Linked DNA regions of Homo sapiens: region 2 is linked to region 1. Evidence: chromatin contacts called from ENCODE Hi-C or POLR2A ChIA-PET data. All regions are on one chromosome and are shown on one strand. Each heading gives the region's core, a stretch centred on a gene start or an enhancer-like site at or near the end of the contact. The rest is flanking DNA. Distances are from core to core; before and after follow the strand shown.

Region 1 (4,693 bases), core at 1,181-3,680:
TGGCACGATCTCTGCTCACTGCAACCTCCGCCTCCTGGGTTCAAGTGATTCTCCTGCCTCAGGCTCCTGAGTAGCTGGGATTACAGGCGTGCACCACCATACCCAGCTAATTTTTTTTAGTAGAGATGGGGTTTCACCATGTTGGTCAGGCTGGTCTCAAACTCCTGACCTCAAGTGATCCACCTGCCTCGGCCTCCCAAAGTACTGGGATTACAGGCGTGAGCCACCACACCCAACCTACCATCAGCAATCTTTTGTTTCCACTTAAAAGCGGAGCCCACAAAGATGCTCAGCCAGCCAAGGGGGCTACTGAGGCTGAGCAGCCTTGCATCCCATTCCCCACTGGTACATTAGTATCTTATGACACCTTCAGCCGTCACACTTACTTCTACTGATGGCTGCTTTTTCAGGTTTCATGGATCAAAGATGCTTTTCATCGCTTATGAAGAATGGGATGGGGGCAGGGAGACAGGGTCCAGGTGCTATGATTTCGTCTGAAATCACATCCTCTTCATGCTTAGAAAGCCCTACACTTTCTCTTCTAATATTGGCTTAAAACAATGCTTGGAATCTGGTTTCAAAAAAATTGTAGCTTCTGGGAGGAAAGTTATAAGTATATAAAACATCAATTACATGTTAATATCCTGGCAACCTTAATTAAGCAGGGGTACTGCCAAGGGCTACTTGCCTTAAAGTGAGCACAGATACCCTGTGTGCCCCTTTAATTATGGTTTTTGTTCAGTGTTTTTTGCTGGATTTGAGTAATGCAACAGTCACATCTGGCACCCTCATCAACAGGTTCTCAAAATAATGATAATCTTATATGGAACAATACCTATCTTTATTTATATAAGTATTTATCTGAGACTTTACCACTCTATAATCTACACTGACTTCTAACAGAAATGGAATAAGATTTAAACTAAGACAACTATCATTTTCAATAAATAACTTGACAGTTTTGATCAAACTTCTTAAAAATAGAAATCAATAAATACATGGGAACCAAAGCCAGGTATCCCTGGTGGTGAGAAGAGCTGGGGATCTAGAGAAGGCAGCAGAACCAGGACACTCAGGCAAGAAAAAGATGGAAGAGACAGAGTGAGGGTGACAGAATGTGAACAGAGACTTTCTTTAAAGCCCCACACTTAGAAGTTACCTGTAAGCCTCACGTTGTATTACTGCTTGATGGTCCACCTTTCCCCATCTTGGTAACTCATCTGTATAAGCCCCAAATTCAAGACCTCGGTGCTCAAATGAGAGGAAGGCAGAGCACCAACCTGTCCTGATGGGTGTGTCACCCGGGCCCTCAGACTGCCCTTTATCTATGCCTGAATGAACCAAGAAGGGAATAAACTCTTAAAAATCCCAGCTGAGTGCATTGGCTCATGCCTGTAATCCCAGCACTTTGGGAGGCCGAGGTGGGTGGATCATCTGAAGTCAGGAGTTCGAGACAAGCCTGGACAACATGTCAAAACCCCATCTCTACCAAAAATACAAAAATTAGCTGTGTGCAGTTGTGCATGCCTGTAATCCCAGCTACATGCGAGGCTGAGGTGGGAGAACTGCTTGAACCTGGAAGGCAAAGGTTGCAGTCAGCCAAGATCGCACCATTTCACTCCAGCTTGGGTGACAGAGCGAGACCCATCTCAAACAAACAAACAAACAAATAAATAGAAAATCCCAAAACCAGCTGAGAGTGGCATGCAAGGTAGGAAGATGGCAGGACTCCTCCAGGCATGCAGCATTTGTGGTTTCTGAGCAGTTGGTGATGAAATCCCCGCTGTGCAGATGCCAGGCCAGAACCTTCTAAGCAACTGCACATCTCAGAGCCTCCTCCTCTGCCAGCTGTTTTCTGAAAACACCAGAGGACTCAGGTGGCAGCAAAGAATGAGAGAGCGCAAAGGCAGGTGAATAGCAGAGGCGGCAGCATGCGCTGGAGGCTGAACAAACACAGTCGGGGTGTGGAAGGGGCAAGAACCAACGAAAGGATGAAAGAGGGAAAGAGAATTGGGGGTGCCTTTAAAACAAACCTCCATTCTCCTCCTTCCTTCCATACTAATGACACATCCATGTTTTTCTTGCCCTTTTCTTCATGTTATTATCAAGACAGCAGGAGACGGATTTACAAAACGAATGATCCCATCTTAACCTTCAGCAGTTAGAAGCTAGTGTTTGAGATGGTGAAAATACCATCATGTGTACCTGGATGAAGCACTTCCAGGCAGAGTTTTTCCATGACCCCTCCTCCCTCAACTCCAGACACATCTACTCATGACACACACATCTACTCTTAGCTGAGTCTATAGAGGAAATTGCAAAATGACTCAGAACAATTTCTCACAACTTACTTTTGCAAAAGCAAAAGCAGCCACCACTGTGGAGCCGGAACTTTATCACAAGGTGAGAATCTGCTATGAGTCATGAAAGGCACAGAAAATGCCTTGAAACTCAAACACATCTTCTTTCACTCAGTACAAGGTTTTCATTGGACTACAATCTCTACGCAAGAATATTGACAGAAGGCAGCCAGGTGACGATTTCAGAACTTTGAACAATGGCAAGCATCTGAGCAGGCCTCGGTGAAGGGGATTTAATGAGTGAATGAATAATGCGACACTACACCCACCCCCCTGGGTAAATATTAAAGATCGGATGAGATTCCAGGCACCCACACAGTGGCAAGCCAAAATTAGATAGTAATTGTGCCTATTACTTCTTTAAAAGAAAAAGGGCGAACGACAACAAGGGCTTAGCTAATTTGCTGACATGGAAAGGGGAAGGGTGAAATTCACTGGCAACGCCCTTGCCGGGGAACACAGGAGCCACAGCCACCTGAGCGTCCCTTACGCTGAGCATAAAAAACACCCCTCCTAGTCCATCAGACAGCTATTTATTTTACTAAAGAGATCCATAAAAGTTTGGTTTGGGATCAAAATGTTAAAATTCTTACTCCAAAAAAAAACCCATTTTGTTCACTAATGATAGAAAATAAAACTTTCAAAATGCCAAAACATCCCAGCACGTAATGCTGCGATTGGTGTTTAACAACCTGGGTTTGCATCCATTGAAGTGCAGAGTAAAAAAAAAAAAAAAAAGAAAAAAAAATCTGGGGATGTCTAACCACCATCATCAATATAATCTATTCTGGTCTCAACCTAATAATTTATTTGCCATCTAGGGGTTGTTATTTATTTAACGTTCCTCAACATCTCTTAGCACATTAAAAAAATAAAGCATTAATAGCTAATCTCACCCAAGCAATTAGACTAAGATAAAAACAAAGTTCAAAATATCACTTGACTATATAAACACAGTGCTGTTCATATTGCAGGTACTTGATAACTGATTCTGCAATATCAATAATATTAAGACACAGGCTAGGCTATTCAGATGTTTACTCAAAGTAAGGATCACAAACTGACGGTTCATAAATTCCTAACAGGGAAAGCTGTGAATAAACATCGTAAGACTGGGGAGCTCCCTGGAATTGTCTGCAATTTCTAACGTATGTGCATAAGCAATCTTCTGGGGACCCATAGCTTTCCTCAGATTCTCAAATGGTCTGCTTGAAATAAGTTCCTAAATAACGTAAGTGCATAAAAGAGCAGAGAGCATCTGGAAATACGGTATCTAACCATCCTGACCTTCGCATACCATTACCTGAGAAGCCTCCAAAAATCTTACAGGTTTTAGCTTCAATGAAATGCATGAAGGACAATAAACGACCGAAGCAAATTCTAATAGGGTTCTGCTAAGATTCTTCTTCTAAGCAGCTCTCCATATTCATGGGGATAAAAAGGGATATCTAGCAGAAAGCTGCTTTGGATCAGGCATTCAGGCAGAAAGACAGACAGGGAGAGACATCAGGGCAGGACAGCTGGTCAGACGGACCCTTGAGTTTCACAGATAGGGAAGTTTGACAACTTACCCAAGGATGAAGAAACGGCTCCTCAGTGTAAGACTTAGGGCAAAAAACCCATGGTTTTTTTTGTGTTTTTTTTTTTTGTTTGTTTTTTGTTTTTGAAACAGAGTCTTGCTCTGTCATCCAGGTTGGAGTACAGTGGTGCAGTCTTGGCTCACTGCAACCTCTGCCTCCTGGGCTTAAGCAGTTCTCATGCCTCAGCCTCCCGAGTAGCTGGGATTACAGGAACGAGCCACAATGCCTATCTAATTTTTGTATTTTTAGTAGAGATAGGGTCACACCATGTTGGCCAGGCTGGTCTTGAGCTCCTGGCCTCAAGTGATCCACCAGCCTCAACCTCCCAAAGTGCTGGGACTACAGGCGTGAGCCACGCCCACCCAACCCATGTGTTCTTACTCCGAGTGTACCCCATGTCGAGGTGGCTTCCCCAAAGAATAGGCAAGAACAGGCCGGGTGTGGTGGCTCACGCCTGTAATCCCAACACTTTGGGAGGCTGAAGAGTGTGGATCACCTGAGGTCAGGAGTTTGAGACCAGCCTGGCTAACATAGTGAAACCCCGTCTCTAGTAAAAATACAAAAATTAGCTGGGCATGGTGGCGTGCACCTGTGGTCCCAGGTACTGAGGAGGCTGAGGCATAAGAATTGCTTGAACCCGGGAGGCAGAGGCTACAGTGAACCAAGATCGCGCCACTGCACTCCAGCCTGGGCAACAAAGTGAGACTCCCTCTCAAAAAAACAAAAATAAATAAATAAATAAGAAGAAGAATA
Region 2 (4,741 bases), core at 876-3,375, 300 kb before region 1:
TTACACGTGCAGGATTTTTCCTCCTTATCGCCATCATGTATGTAAAATCATTTTTATTACCTTTTAACTTTATCAGATAAGCATTTTATAGGATAAAAACAATTCCTATATCCTTGTTTGTGCCAGGAGAGTATCTGTGAGAGCCTTAGCAGAAGGAGATCCAGAAGACAAATCAATTAATAAGTGTAAATTACACTTAATATTTGACAAGCACTATGGTACCAAAGGCAGAGTTCTTGTCCTAGAGGGCCGTACAACTCATTTAATGACAGGAATATGAGATGAGAAAAGGGAACTGAATAACTGCAGGAGTGTGTGTGTGTGTGTGTGTGTGTGTGTGTGTGTGTGTGTTGGTATGTGATGAAGCAAATATAACTATACATGACAATCAAAAACATTTTCAGATATATAAAATATAGAAAGATAGTTCTGTTTTGATTCAAGGATCTTGAAAATTTCTAAGCACTTTTTTGTATCTCCTTTTTATTTTCCATGATACTTTAAAGAGGTAAAGGAAGACATTGGGAAAATGTTTTAAATTATTGTTATAGAAATGAACCCAAACAGGCGCCAACTATGATTTTTTTTTTCAAAAACTCATTGTTACTGAATTCAGATAGTTGCCCATCCTTTATCAGCCATTCAAGTCAATCAAGAATAAAAGATTATTTATTTTTTCAAGATTGATTTTTAATGTGTGGATATTCTTTGAAGCCCTCTGGCTATAATTCATGCAAACACATTCAAAATATATAACTGAAAGGCAAATGTGACTACTCTCTGGACTTCATGGCTTGTCACTGAACACACGTTCACAAAACCTGAGCATGTCCCAGCATCCAGAATCCACAAGATGGCATTAGTGTTCACTTTTTTCCCCCGTTTTAAAGCAGTTAATTTTATGACTGTCACTAAATTGTCTTTTTTTTAAGAAAAAGATAAATATTTTTCCTCTCCTGAGATATTTCTTAATATGATTAACAATGATTAATTTGATATCTTTGGAAAGACTTGAAGTAAAAGAAAATGACTTGCCTGTTCTTCGTATCTGTGTTTTGAAAGTTGATCACCTCATTCCTCCAATTCTATATCTCTCCTCTTTTATAAGACCCAGAGGCTGCACTGTCCAATACAGTCACCAGAAGCCATATGTGCTATTTACATTTATTACACTTAACTTTTAAGATTCAGATCTTCAGGCCAGGTGCAGTGGCTCATCCTGTAATCCCAGCGCTTTGGGAGGCCTAGGCGGGTGGATCACTTGAGGTCAGGAGTTGGAGACCAGCCGGGTCAACATGATGAAACCCTGTCTCTATTAAAAATACAAAAATTAGCTGGGTGAGGTGGCAGGCGCCTGTGGTCCCAGCTACTTGGGAGGCTGAGGCAGGAGAATCACTTGAACCCAGGAAGCGGAGGTTTCAGTGAGCCGAGATCGTGCCACTGCACTCCATCCTGGGTAACAGAGCAAGACAAGACTCCACCTCAAAAAATAATAATAATAATAAGTAAATAAAAATAAATAAATAAATAATAAAATTCAGATCTTTGGTTGCACTAGCCACATTTCATGTGTTCAATAGCCGCATGAGGCTCGTGGCCACCATACTGTACAGAGCAGATATTAAACATTTCATGACCCCAGAAAGCTCTATTGGACAGCACTAACTAAAGAATAATAACTCAGGGACCTGAATCTATATCCAGAAACTGATACGTACAAACAATATCCCCCTGTTGATGATATCTGTCTTTGTGACATTTACATTCTGATATAAAAATAGAGGTGAACAGAACGTTGAAATTTAAATGCAAACTTTCACCCACCTCTGTGTACAGAGTGTTCTAGGAGCATTGCTGCATCCTTCAAAATATTCTCATGTGAGTCGTGTGTTTAGGATGCAAACTACTTTACACAATATTGGGCATCTTCATGACAGCTATTGACGTCTTTAATTATTTTTAACTCCACTTATATTATTGAGCTCAGTGTAGTCATGGCTTTCAGAAGCACAAAAACAAAATAGTAGGGCTGGAAAGGGAGCTGCAGATCATCTGATCCTGCCTTCTTGTATGATTCATTAGGCTGCAAGGCCATAGAATGAGGCATGTGATGTAACAGGAAGTCCTTTGGCCCAGGAGACCAGAAACAAAATCTATTCTGGGAGATCTTGGTTGAACTTTTCTGTACCCAAGTTTCATTACACAGGAAATGAAGGGATTGGGAAAGGTTATTTGCAGGTTTACTTTCAGCTCTCAATGTCTCTCTTGTGTTACATTTAGTGTCAGGAATCAAAGGGGTTTCAAAGTCACAAGATAAAAATAGTACATCTACCTTGAGTATTAATTTTACTCAAAGATTTAAAAAGGAAAAGGTAAGTATGTTGACTGATAAGTGATTTAAAAATTATCTTTTTATCTCTAAAAAATGCAGATGTGTTTTTGGAGGAGATAAAACATAAAATACAAAGAAATATTATGCCAGCACTGAGCTACTTGAGATACACTCCCAAACCCCTTCAGGATTTTCATTCATTCTTTCTGCCTTTAGGGACAGTTTTTAAACATTTGAGAAATGCTTCAATAGGTAATAGCACAGAAGTGAAAAGCCTTCCAATGACAAATTGGGAGACTTCCCTGCTGTTTGATAAGGAATACAAGCTCAGAAATTACAGTTAAATCCGTAACAGGATTAAAGTTCATTCACAAAGAAATACAAAGCAATGATGTAATGCTTAATAGTGATGATGTTGGTAATGATGCCAGAAATCTGGGCTAAATAATTATTAAATTTCATATAAACATAGACTCTGGATTTCCTAGAGGCTAGGTAAAGAGAAAACAGAATGGGTGATATCATTCTCATTTTATAATAAATGAAGAATATAGTCACATAAGAAAAATAGACAAACATTCCCAAACTAAAAAATAAAAAATAAAAAAAATCAGAGAGATTGAATGCAAGTGTGTTTTATAAGAAACATAAATTAACATTGTGTTTAATAGCAATTTTACAAATGATAGAGAGGTATTCTTCATAAAGCCATTTCTTAGATTGACCCTGGATAAAGGTCAAAAACATGTTAATGTATTGGGAATTTGTCGAACCACTTCTACAGAAAGGGAAACACTAATATTCTCCAGGCATATAGCATTTGGGTGACCTAACTTGGAAGAAGGGTAGAGCTTAGAAAATTTGAAGAAATGGATGACTAGAATGCTCACTTCTAATTTTTAAATAACAAGTGCCTTATTACTTATTTTGCCCATTAAAATACCACCAATGCCAAAAGAAAGCCATATCATACCAAAAGGAATGAATTTAGATACACCATCAAATATCAGTTGTTTGAAAGAGAGATGATACAGGAGAAGCATCTATAATGATGTTTCTTGTCCCTAAAAATAAACCACCAACAAATATTAATTATCCAAGATCCTACTGTCAACTAAGATAAAAATATATTGCTAATTCTTGTCTTGGATTTTCAAGTGGCAATGGTGATTAGGTACTAATCAGTAGATAACCTTTCTTCCTTGAATATTTTTTATCGCGGTAAAAAGCACATGCGATTACATTTACCATCTTAACCATTTAAGTGTATAGTTCTGTGGTCTTAAGTACATTCCCATTGTTGTGCAATATATCTGTAGCACTTTTCATCTTGCAAAACTGAAACTTTACCCATTAAACACCTTTTCCCTCAACCCTTGGCAACCACCATTTTACTTTCTTTCTATGCTTTTGACTATCTTAAATGCCTCATATGAGTGGAATTATACAGTATTTGTGCTTTTTAAATTTTCTCCTTTTAATGCTGAATAATAGTCCATTCTGTGTATATACCACATTTTATTTGCCCATTCATCCATTGACGAACATTTGGACTGCTTCTACCTCTTGGCTATTGTAAATGGTGCTACAATGAAAATGTTGCACAAATATCTCTGTGAAATCATTCTTTCAATTTCTTTGGATATATACCTAGAAGTAAGATTGTTGGATCATATGATAATTCTATTTTTGATTTTTTTGAGGAAGTTTCACACTGCTTTCCATAATGGCTGCACCATTTTACATTTTCACCCACAGTACATAAGAGTTTCAATTTCTCTACATCCTTGCGAACACTTATTATTTTCTGTCCTTTTGAAGGTAGCCTTCCTAATGGACAATGGTTGTTTCTATGCTGCTCTATCAACTTTGCCAGCCAGACTTTTGGCAGGGATATTGTACAGCAAGCAATTCAAGATGGAGGATGCTTGAACGATCTCAATTATAGGCTAATAACAGAATTGCAAGGGTTGCAAAAGTCATAAATCTGTACATTCATTTAATTTGAAATGGTGTAATAATGGTGAGTAGTTAAATAGTGGTGCCTTCAGTGTACAGTAGTAGTCATCATTGACGTGACAGCAGCAGCAGCTATGTTGTGAGAAGGAGGTATCTTGGGTCTCCCAGTCCTGTTCATAACACTGTCAAGTCATGGGATAGGGGAAAATACTTAACCACTCTGAGCTCATTTTCCACATTTGTGAATTAGGGATAACAATATCTACTGCACCACACATTGTTGGTATGAGGATTAAATGAAAGTATGTACATAAAGAGTCTGGCACATTATATGCTATCAACAAATGTTAGCTTCTTTACCCTTAATCCCCAAATCCATTTCTCATGCAAGTTAATATATTGAGAGATCAAGACCTGAATTTTTAATAAAATGCTGATACGAAGTTTCAA

The links. A loop is a pair of places that touch in the nucleus more often than their neighbours do. ChIA-PET counts read pairs that join two places held with the same protein, here RNA polymerase II (POLR2A). Pooled maps may share reads with other maps.
Region 2: a loop to region 1 is called in a map of CD14-positive monocyte, with 6 times the contacts of the local background. The contact joins two enhancer-like sites. A Hi-C loop is called at or near these places in 1 of 168 maps with a recorded cell type or tissue (CD14-positive monocyte) and 7 of 50 pooled maps. POLR2A ChIA-PET finds 5 or more read pairs at or near these places in 2 of 52 experiments (BJ and GM12878).

Annotation. Positions count from the first base shown.
Region 1 is chr6:155,221,933-155,226,625 of GRCh38, reverse strand. The region is part of intron 15 of TIAM2 (TIAM Rac1 associated GEF 2); the gene reads right to left. Among named protein-coding and RNA genes, the nearest start is that of CLDN20, 40 kb to the left of the region's middle. RefSeq lists an enhancer at 1,673-2,872. Within about 2 kb of position 2,430, at least 9 of the 41 ENCODE cell types and tissues checked have a DNase peak (open chromatin) inside an H3K27ac peak, as active enhancers do; they include CD14-positive monocyte, where a contact is called at or near this core.
Region 2 is chr6:155,526,540-155,531,280 of GRCh38, reverse strand. No RefSeq gene overlaps it. Among named protein-coding and RNA genes, the nearest start is that of NOX3, 73 kb to the right of the region's middle. Within about 2 kb of position 2,125, at least 7 of the 41 ENCODE cell types and tissues checked have a DNase peak (open chromatin) inside an H3K27ac peak, as active enhancers do; they include CD14-positive monocyte, where a contact is called at or near this core.